Linked DNA regions of Homo sapiens: all the other regions are linked to region 1. Evidence: chromatin contacts called from ENCODE Hi-C or POLR2A ChIA-PET data. All regions are on one chromosome and are shown on one strand. The core of a region is the stretch at or near the end of the contact, and the rest is flanking DNA. Distances in the headings are between cores, read along the strand shown.

Region 1 (3,117 bases), core at 1-2,500:
TAACTCCATCATCTGCTCCATCATGCACATTCAATTGAATGATCAGTTCTATACATTTTATCTTGATGTGTTTCTCCACTTCATCCCCTCCACTTTGTACCCTACACTGTTGGCTTATTCATCTCTCACCTGGAATAACACAGTCTTGTTCTCTGGCCTACTCAATTCCAGCTTATTCCCACTTCTCTTTCCTACCCATGTATCCTTCTTACCATCAAAAAGTAATACTGCAGATCTCCACATGTCTCTCCCTTGCTTAACAAACCTCAGTGGCTCCCCATTTCCTGCACCATAAGGTGCAGTCTCCTTAGCATGGCCCATAAAAACTTGAAAAGCATACAAGCCCATCTTTCTGGTCACTTTACATCCTGGCCACTTACGAACCTGTGAGCTACCCACAACTTATTAGTGCCTGTATCCTTAGCACCCTGTCACTCTTGTGCCTCTGTGCCTTGGTTCATGCTGTTCTTTTAAATTGTGGTGCTCTTCCCCAGCTCCCAGGTCAGATAGATATCTCTTATCTGACACATTCACTGATATCACCGCCACTATTCCTCCTCCATGGGGGAAAGTAACTCTCTCAATCAGAGTGCGCATACTTCTATTCTGGCATATGCACACTCACATTCTACAATAGTGTTTTTATATTTCTATCCCTCACTAGACTGTAGTCTCTTCAGTGGCAGGGGTCACTCTAGGTACCTTAGAATTTGCGGCACATACGCAGCACAGAGCCCAGCATGAGGAGGTGCTAAATGTGTGGCTGAATATTTGAATTAGTAAAGGAAAGAATCTCAGACTTATATCCCACTCAGGGTGCTTTCACTACATCTTGATCACTTCAAGACAGAAAAAAACAACAAAAGCAAACAAGCAAAAAAAAAAAAAGAAAAAAAGCAAGAAAAAAGCTAGCAAAAGCAATCAGAGAGGGAATCCTATATACACCCCACCTTCTTCCTAAACCCCTGTGGCTAGGAAACAATTGCCACACTGGGAACCAGTGGTGTTGAAATCAGCAATAGTGGAAGAATTTACATTATGGAAATTAGCAAATCGTGCAAATAATATTCGGGGGAAGGGAGATTTGTTGTTGTTTCCATTTAAAATTGTACAATTCAGTGGTTTCCTAATATATTCATTAGGTTATGCAACTACCACCATCAAATTTCAGAACATTTTCATCACACCAAAAAGAAACACAGTCATTAGCAGTCACTCCTCATAACTCCCCACCCCAGCCCCTGGCAGTGTTTCTTGTTTTTTGAGAGCTGGTTGTTAAACATTTACAGCACACCACTGCTGGGAATGCAGCTATTTCTATAATAACAGTTACTTTTCTCTTCCTCACTTAATGTTTTGATTCTTCAAGAATCTTGAGGCCTCCTAAACCTCAAAGGTTTGTAACACAAAGATGATTTATCTTTAAAAGAAGTTATTTCAACTCTCACTTAATTCAATTTATCTGTCACAGAATGAGATGAAAAATTGTTATGCATAGAGAGGAAAATCAGAAACTAATAAATCTTTAAAAAGGCTAGATCACTTTCTGCTGGATTAGTATGTGGGATTTACTTTTGCATGAGACAATGGGCTCTTGTCTATTTTTAGCGTAGATAATGCATTTCCTAGGACCCACAGGAGGCCTTGGCTTCTCCTATTACTGAACACACATGCAGAGACCAGAGATTTTGTGAAAGAGAAAAAGAAAAAAGACAAGGGGAAAGGATTGGTGGTTTGCTCTTTTGATCACTAATGCAACTCCATCAGGAAAGATGAAATATAATGCCCAAGAATTTCCTAAAAGAAATTCACTAGAAATGCACAAAAATACACTTGTTTCAAAAGATGTACATACATCCCCATATGCATGTGAAGGCACTTGCACCATGAAGTCATTTGTTAATCTCCTAATGACCCAATGACCCTAGAACAGTTCCCTAGATGTGGGCTCCCAGACACCAGATGCACATTACTCATCTAATTAATGCTGCTGATGAACTTGTTTCAAAATCTTTTATATTTGTAAGCAGGAAAGGTTGGGCTGTCCTCTAAGATAGCATAAACCAAAAATAAAATTCTGAGCCCTGTAACCGTCTGAATGGACCCTTCCTTTTGGCCAAGAGCATTCCAAAGTCAACCTGAAAAACTAGTTCTGTTCATGATGGGAAGAGGGGGTGGGACATGCCTTATTACCATTAACGTCAACACAGACCTTGAGACTGATAGAACAGACTCTAAGTCTGGTAAATATTTACAAGCTATCCTCTCTGAAGCCTGCTACCCTGAAGCTTCATCTGCATGGTAAAACCTTGGTCTTCATAATCCCTTACCTTAACCTAAACATTCTTTTCTATTGATTCCGGGTCTGTAGATAATAACCAATCGCCAATCAGAAAATCTTCGAATGCATCTATGACCTGGAAGCCCCTGACTTCCAGTTGTCCCACCTTTCCTGACCAAGCCAATGTACATCTTACATGTATTGATTGATGTCTTATGTCTCTCTAAAACATATAAAAAACATATAAATGCAAGATGCAGCCTGACCACCTTGGGCACATGTGTCATCAGGACCTCCTGAGGCTGTGTCATAGGCATGTCCTTAACCTTGGCAAAATAAACTTTTAAATTGATCAAGACTTATCAAGACTTATCTTTTGGTTTATGATCAAGACTTTTTGGTTTATGTAGGGACTCCATCTTTTTTTTTTTTTTTTTTTTTTTGAGACGCAGTCTTGCTCTGTTGCCCAGGCTGGAGTGCAGTGGTGTGATTTCGGCTCCCTGCAAGCTCTGCCTCCTGGGTTCACCTCATTCTCCTGCCTCAGCCTCCGGAGTAGCTGGGACTACAGGTGCTCACTACCACGCCTGGCTAATTTTTTTGTATTTTTAGTAGAGCCGGGGTTTCACCATGTTAGCCAGGATGATCTCGATCTCCTGATCTCGTGATCCGCCCGCCTCGGCCTCCCACAGTGCTGGGATTACAGGCGTGAGCCACCGTGCCTGGCCTGTAGGGACTCTATCTTGTTACTCAAATTGTAGTTTGCTGTCCAGCACCATCAGCATTACCTGAGAGCCTGTCAGAAACACAGAGCCTGAGGCCAGGTGCTGTGGCTCATA
Region 2 (2,767 bases), core at 206-2,705, 150 kb after region 1:
GGAGGGTGAGGAGTCCCTGTGATAACCAAGATCAAGTTCTAAACCAGCCAGCAGGCCTCGCGAGGCTGGCTCACCTTTCAGGCTGCTGGTGTTGGAAACATGAGACTGTGCCTCTCAGCCCAGGCAGGGCCCTGCCTGGGGTCCCACAGCTTCCAGGAGCCAGTAGGGAGCCCAGAGCCTGGCAAGGCCAGCAAGTAGGGAGGGGATACTGCTTGGCAGGAAGTCCTCAGGAGGGAGTGTGAGGCTTGGTCTGCCTAGATCATTACAGCCCAGGGCTTTCTGTACCTAGGACTTCAGTCCCAACCCCGCTGACCCCATCTTAAAGAGGACAAGGGAGGGATATCTGCAGCTGGAAGGAGGGATATCTGCAGCTGGAAGGAGTGTGCCAGCTTGAACAGTGACGGGGCACCACTTTCTGGAAAATATGGAAGAACCTAATGTACATTAGAGCTGTGAAACTTGTGGCCCACACACTAATTTTCTCTAGCACCTGGGCAGACATAGGCAGTTGTGGCATCTCTTTTTATCAAGTACAGACAGAAAAAAAATCAATTAAAATAATTTTATTGTTGTATAATGCACGTGCTTTAAAATGTACCTCTTTTTTTTTGGAGACAAGGTCTTGCTCTGTCACCCAGGCTGGTGTGCAGTGGTACAATCATAGCTCACTGCAACCTCCAGCTTCTGGGCTTAGGTGATCCTCCTGCCTCAGCCTCCCAAGTAGCTAGGACTATAGACATGCCCCACTGTACCCCGTTAATTTTTTTTTTTTTTTAAGATTTCTAGTAGAGATGGGGTCTCTGCGTTGCTCAGGCTGTTCTAGAACTCCAGGCCTCAAGCGATTCTCCCACACAGCTTCCCGAAGTGTCAGGATTACAGGTGTGAGCCATTGAGCCTGGCTATATTTACCATTTGAACCATTTTTAAGTGCACAGTTCAGTGGCAGTAAGAACATTCACGTTGTGTTGCAGCCCTCACTAACGTTTATCTCCAGAACTTTTTCGTCATCCCAAGCTGAAACTGTGTATCCATTAAATACTAACTACATTTCCTTCTCCTCCTAGCCCCTGGCAATTACCTTTCTACTTTCTGTCTCTGAATTTAAATCTACTTTTGAGAAGACACATTGTTCTGGTCCTGATATTGTTGATATTTAAGTTCCAGCTGGCCAGCTAGGCAGTAAACCAAGCAAAATCTCACTCATCAGACCTGAGTATTTTTTTCCTTGACTTGTGTCTGTCATGTGGGGGGGGTTGGGTGATTGGAAATATTTGGTATCTACACAGCAGTCTTTCTGCCTTTGCCATCATCCTGTGCATATGCTTCTTGATAATTAATATGTGCATTCAGTTAACCATTCATGGGATCTTTTCTTTTATCCGATTCTCCGCTCCTTAAGGACATGGGCTGTGTCTTGTTTGTCCCTGTATCCCAAGCCCTGAGCACTATGTCTGGTGCTTAGGGTGCTCAATATTTATTTTCTTTTTCTTTTCTTTTCTTTTTTTTTTTTTTTTTGAGATGGAGTCTCGGTCTGTTGCCCAGGCGGGTGTGCAGTGGTGCGATCTCGGCTCACTGCAACCTCCACCTCCCAGGTTTAAGTGATTCTCCTGCCTCAGCCTCCCGAGTAGCTGGGATCACAGGTGTGTGCCACCATGCCCGGCTAATTTTTGTATTTTTAATAGAGACGGGGTTTTGCCCTGTTAGCCAGGCTGGTCTCGACCTCCTGACATCAAGTGATCCGCCCGCCTGGGCCTCCCAAAGTGCTGGGATTACAGGCGTGAGCCACCATGCCCGGCCTCAATATTTATTTTCAATATTCCACAGATGAGGGCAATAAGGAGAGGAAGCGGAAGAAAAAGGATGAGACATGTGGCTTGTGGGCAGAAAGGGAGGCAGGAGAACATTCCCAGTCTGCCTTTCACTGAGTTTTTACCTGTTCACTAGAACAACAAAAGGGAACCCGATCGGGAAACTCTGCTGTCAACTAAGCAAACTCTAAATTTAACATTTGGGGGACCCCCTTGGAGAGTAGTTGAGAGCTATGTGCTCCCCTTTTCAGAAAAATGCTCTCAAATACTCAGTGCATAAGCCCACAGCCTTAGCAGGTTCCCAGACCTTAGGTCAGCAATCCTGTTCTAAGGCATACATCACGAGCAGCATTTTGATTTTCATCTGGGGAACTTATAGTTCATAAAGACCTACTGATCCATTAAAATTTCCACTTGATTTTGCCATTAGTAATCTCTTAAACAAGTCCAAGGAAGCCAGAGGAAGTTATTTCTTGAATGCTTTTATACTAGTGCTTTCAAGAGTTCGTGTTGCTGACTCCAGTTTTTAAAATTATTATTCTCATCTTCTGCAATGCCTCGAGGCATGTTTTTAGCTGAATAGCAATAATTATGGGATTGTGCAATACTGGAAGAAGCAGTAAAAATAAAATGTAATACTAAAAAAAAAAAAAGTCTTTACTTCATCTAGGAAATTCAGTTTAAAGAATTTTTACCTCCGGACATAACAGTGACTATGCTGGAACTCTGTCTTTGACTCAAGCCAGAAGATGGATGGGACCACCCTTAGGAGCCTTCCACAGGAAGGCCCTCTCCACAGTAGGACTTAGGGCGCTCATGTAGATCCCTCGGCAGTAATGCGCTAGTTGCTCCTATAGTCAGGAGGCATCTAGGGAGATCGCTGATCTCCATGGCAACCTGGACCCAAATGAGCAAAGTGCCATCAGCTGGCCTCGGCCTGACTGCTCTGGCGGGAGGGA
Region 3 (2,747 bases), core at 34-2,533, 200 kb after region 1:
TACAGTGAAATTACCAATAAAAAACATGACACTAAATGGGCTGCGGAGAGCACACTCGATTATGGTGTGAGAGCCGAAGCAAGAAGGCAGCTGTTTGACTTCAGCTAGGAACGTGTGCAGCAGCCTCTCCAATTTTCCACGATCCTCTCCAATTTTCCACGATCCGTGCATGTCCACAAGTGACTGTGAAAGTGCCAGAAATATTGACTTGGAGGTTACAAATAAATTTTATGCCTCCTGCAGTGACTCATGCCTGTAATTCCCCGACTTTGGGTGGCCGAGGTGGGAGGACTGCTTTGAGCCCAGGAGTTCTAGACCAGCCTAGGCAACAGAGCGAGACTCTATCTCTGCAAAAAAGAAAAAAAAGAAAATTAGCTGGGTGTGGTGATATGCTCCTGTAGTTCCAGCTGCTCTGGAGGCCAAGGTGGGAGGATTGCTCGAGCTCGGGAGGTCAAGGCTGCAGTGAGCTGTGATTGCATCACCACACTACAGCCTGCGCGGCAGAGCGAGACCCTGTCTCAAGAAAAGAAAAAAAAAATTACTAAGTAGGTGAATTCACCAGTACAAAATCCATTAATAATAAGGATCACTTGTACTGCTTTATCAAAATTAAATGTCATAGCATGCAAAGAATTTCTCTTTTCCAGTAAAAAGCTACCTTCCCCCATCCATTGAACAGCCCCAGCTGTATTAATGGTAATTAATTAATAATGCAGCCATCCGTATCGTTGTTAATTACTGACTGGCCTCAGTGCATGGGTGTGAGGAGGGGGCAGAAGGGACAAGCGCCCCCAGCGTGGTTGTGGCAGTGGCCTTGCTGCTTTATGTGCATTCGCTTTGCTCCCTGGTCTGTCTGAGCTCGCCCTTGAAGCTGGATCATGGTATTCCTCTGAGGGCACACGATTTAGGAATCCTCACCAGAAAAGTAAACACACAAGCTGTTTTTTTAAGTTGTTGTTGTCTTTGGGGAGGCAGAGGTTGGGTGAAGAGGAACTGTCCCCCCAAAGGAGTCCCGATCCAGGGTGGAAAGCGGGTCCAGGCCCAGCTGCCCAGGAAGGAAGGGATCGGAGCAGCAATTCACCAACAGTCCAATTCAAATTAGACCTCACAAAGCAAACTACTCTGATTAGGGAAGAATTGCTCCTCCAGGAGTCTGTCCTCACAGTTTGCTGGCTGCCTGAGGAGACTGTGCTATGGAAATGCCCTACAGGCTTACCCATCACACACAAAGGCTCCCAGAGGCCCCCAGGTGGGCCTGGCTGCTGGCACTTTGGCTCAGCTTGTGACTCTGAGCTCCCAAGGCCAGGGCCAGCCTGCCTGAGCAGTTATAAGTGGCAACACACCCTCTGGGTGGGGACAGGCAGCAAAAGGAGGAAGGGAGTGAGGATTTAGCAATAGTTGTATACATCGTTAGCACAGGACAGCCCTGTCATGGGCTTTTTTTTTTTTGTCCTATGAGGGCTCTTTTCTCTCTGGCAGTCATGAGAGGTAGGTACTTGGGGGGTAATACTGCATCACTGTGAGACTGGGGCAACAGTGTGCTGATGAAAATAACTCCAGTTGTCGCAGATTAATAATAGCTAACAGTTACTGAAGACTCCCTATGGTCAGGTGCTGTCCTAAACACTTCATGCGCTCATTTCATCCTACTCCCTCCAAGACAGGCACTTATTATGCCCACTCTACAGATAAGAAAACTGAGGCCTAGAGTGGCTAAGTCCTAAATAAACCTTGGGTTACACAGCTGGCTTCTAGCCGTTACACAATTCTGTTGAACTATAATGCAGAACACTTTGTCTAACTCCTCGGGTTCTCAGGGTTATAGATTCAGGCGTCAGCTGCAGCATATGTGCATTGTGCATGGACTACATGAAGTAGGTCTGCACCCAGGGCCTCAGGAGATGTGAAGATGAGCCTGGCAGCCCTTTGTCCCCCAGGCATTGGCAGTCTGGGAGGGTGGGAAAGGCAAGAATGGGCAGAAAACAGCAGGTGCCCCTGAGGGGTATGGGGTGCTCTTTCGACTCAGGGATATGGCAGATTGGAGGAAAGGGAATAGATTGTTAGGGGTGTCAGGGAAGAATAGGGAACGGTATCTTAAAAGAGGTGACATTGCAGTAGGTCTAGAACAAGTTTCCCAAGCTCATTCTAGACCCTCATTTTACTCTCTGCAGTCAGGGTTAGCCAGTACCCCAGCATCCACACAGAGCCTTCCTACCCACCAGCTCTTATCCCCTCCTCACCAGCCAGCACTTTTCGTATGGGGACCCTGCAGTGTGAGTGAGGGATCCATTGTCAGGTGACAGAGTCCATTCCCCAGGTTTTGCTGTAAACGAAGGCACCACAGTTCCCTCGGGCATGAGCACACATGACATTCAGCACCTGCCTTCATCCTGCCATCAGGGCTAACCTGCCTTTACTTACCATCTTCCCATAAATAAAATGGAGAAACTTCCAATATAGAACATTTGGAGGTGAAAACGCACGTGGAACAGTTTTTGTATCTAGGCTTGCATTGAAATTCTCTGTGACTCTCCTGCCAGAAGGATTTTCTTTTTTCTTTTTTTTTTCTTTTTCCCCCTGAGACGGAGTTTTGCTCTGTCACCCAGGCTGGAGTGCAGTGGCACAATCTCGGCTCACTGCAAGCTCCACCTCCCAGGTTCAAGCAATTCTCCTGCCTCAGCCTCCTGAGTAGCTGAGATTACAGGCACGCGCCACCACACCTGGCTAATTTTTGTATTTTTAGTAGA

The links. A loop is a pair of places that touch in the nucleus more often than their neighbours do. ChIA-PET counts read pairs that join two places held with the same protein, here RNA polymerase II (POLR2A). Pooled maps may share reads with other maps.
Region 2: a map of CD14-positive monocyte shows a loop between it and region 1 (2.3-fold over the local background). The contact joins the promoter of DAPK1-IT1 here to the enhancer-like site in region 1. A Hi-C loop is called at or near these places in 1 of 168 maps with a recorded cell type or tissue (CD14-positive monocyte). POLR2A ChIA-PET finds 5 or more read pairs at or near these places in 1 of 52 experiments (MCF 10A).
Region 3: a map of CD14-positive monocyte shows a loop between it and region 1 (2.0-fold over the local background). The contact joins two enhancer-like sites. A Hi-C loop is called at or near these places in 1 of 168 maps with a recorded cell type or tissue (CD14-positive monocyte) and 1 of 50 pooled maps. POLR2A ChIA-PET finds 5 or more read pairs at or near these places in 1 of 52 experiments (OCI-LY7).

What each region holds. Positions count from the first base shown.
Region 1 is chr9:87,404,766-87,407,882 of GRCh38, forward strand. It overlaps the pseudogene LOC112268032. Among named protein-coding and RNA genes, the nearest start is that of DAPK1, 92 kb to the right of the region's middle. RefSeq lists an enhancer at 742-1,292. Within about 2 kb of position 1,251, at least 4 of the 41 ENCODE cell types and tissues checked have a DNase peak (open chromatin) inside an H3K27ac peak, as active enhancers do; they include CD14-positive monocyte, where a contact is called at or near this core.
Region 2 is chr9:87,551,999-87,554,765 of GRCh38, forward strand. DAPK1-IT1 (DAPK1 intronic transcript 1) reads left to right here and starts at 1,456. Exons shown (of 2, transcript NR_146781.1): 1 at 1,456-1,592; 2 at 1,897-2,461. All of the region lies in intron 2 of DAPK1 (death associated protein kinase 1), which reads left to right.
Region 3 is chr9:87,600,073-87,602,819 of GRCh38, forward strand. The region is part of intron 2 of DAPK1 (death associated protein kinase 1); the gene reads left to right. Among named protein-coding and RNA genes, the nearest start is that of DAPK1-IT1, 48 kb to the left of the region's middle. RefSeq lists an enhancer at 280-873. Within about 2 kb of position 1,284, at least 15 of the 41 ENCODE cell types and tissues checked have a DNase peak (open chromatin) inside an H3K27ac peak, as active enhancers do; they include CD14-positive monocyte, where a contact is called at or near this core.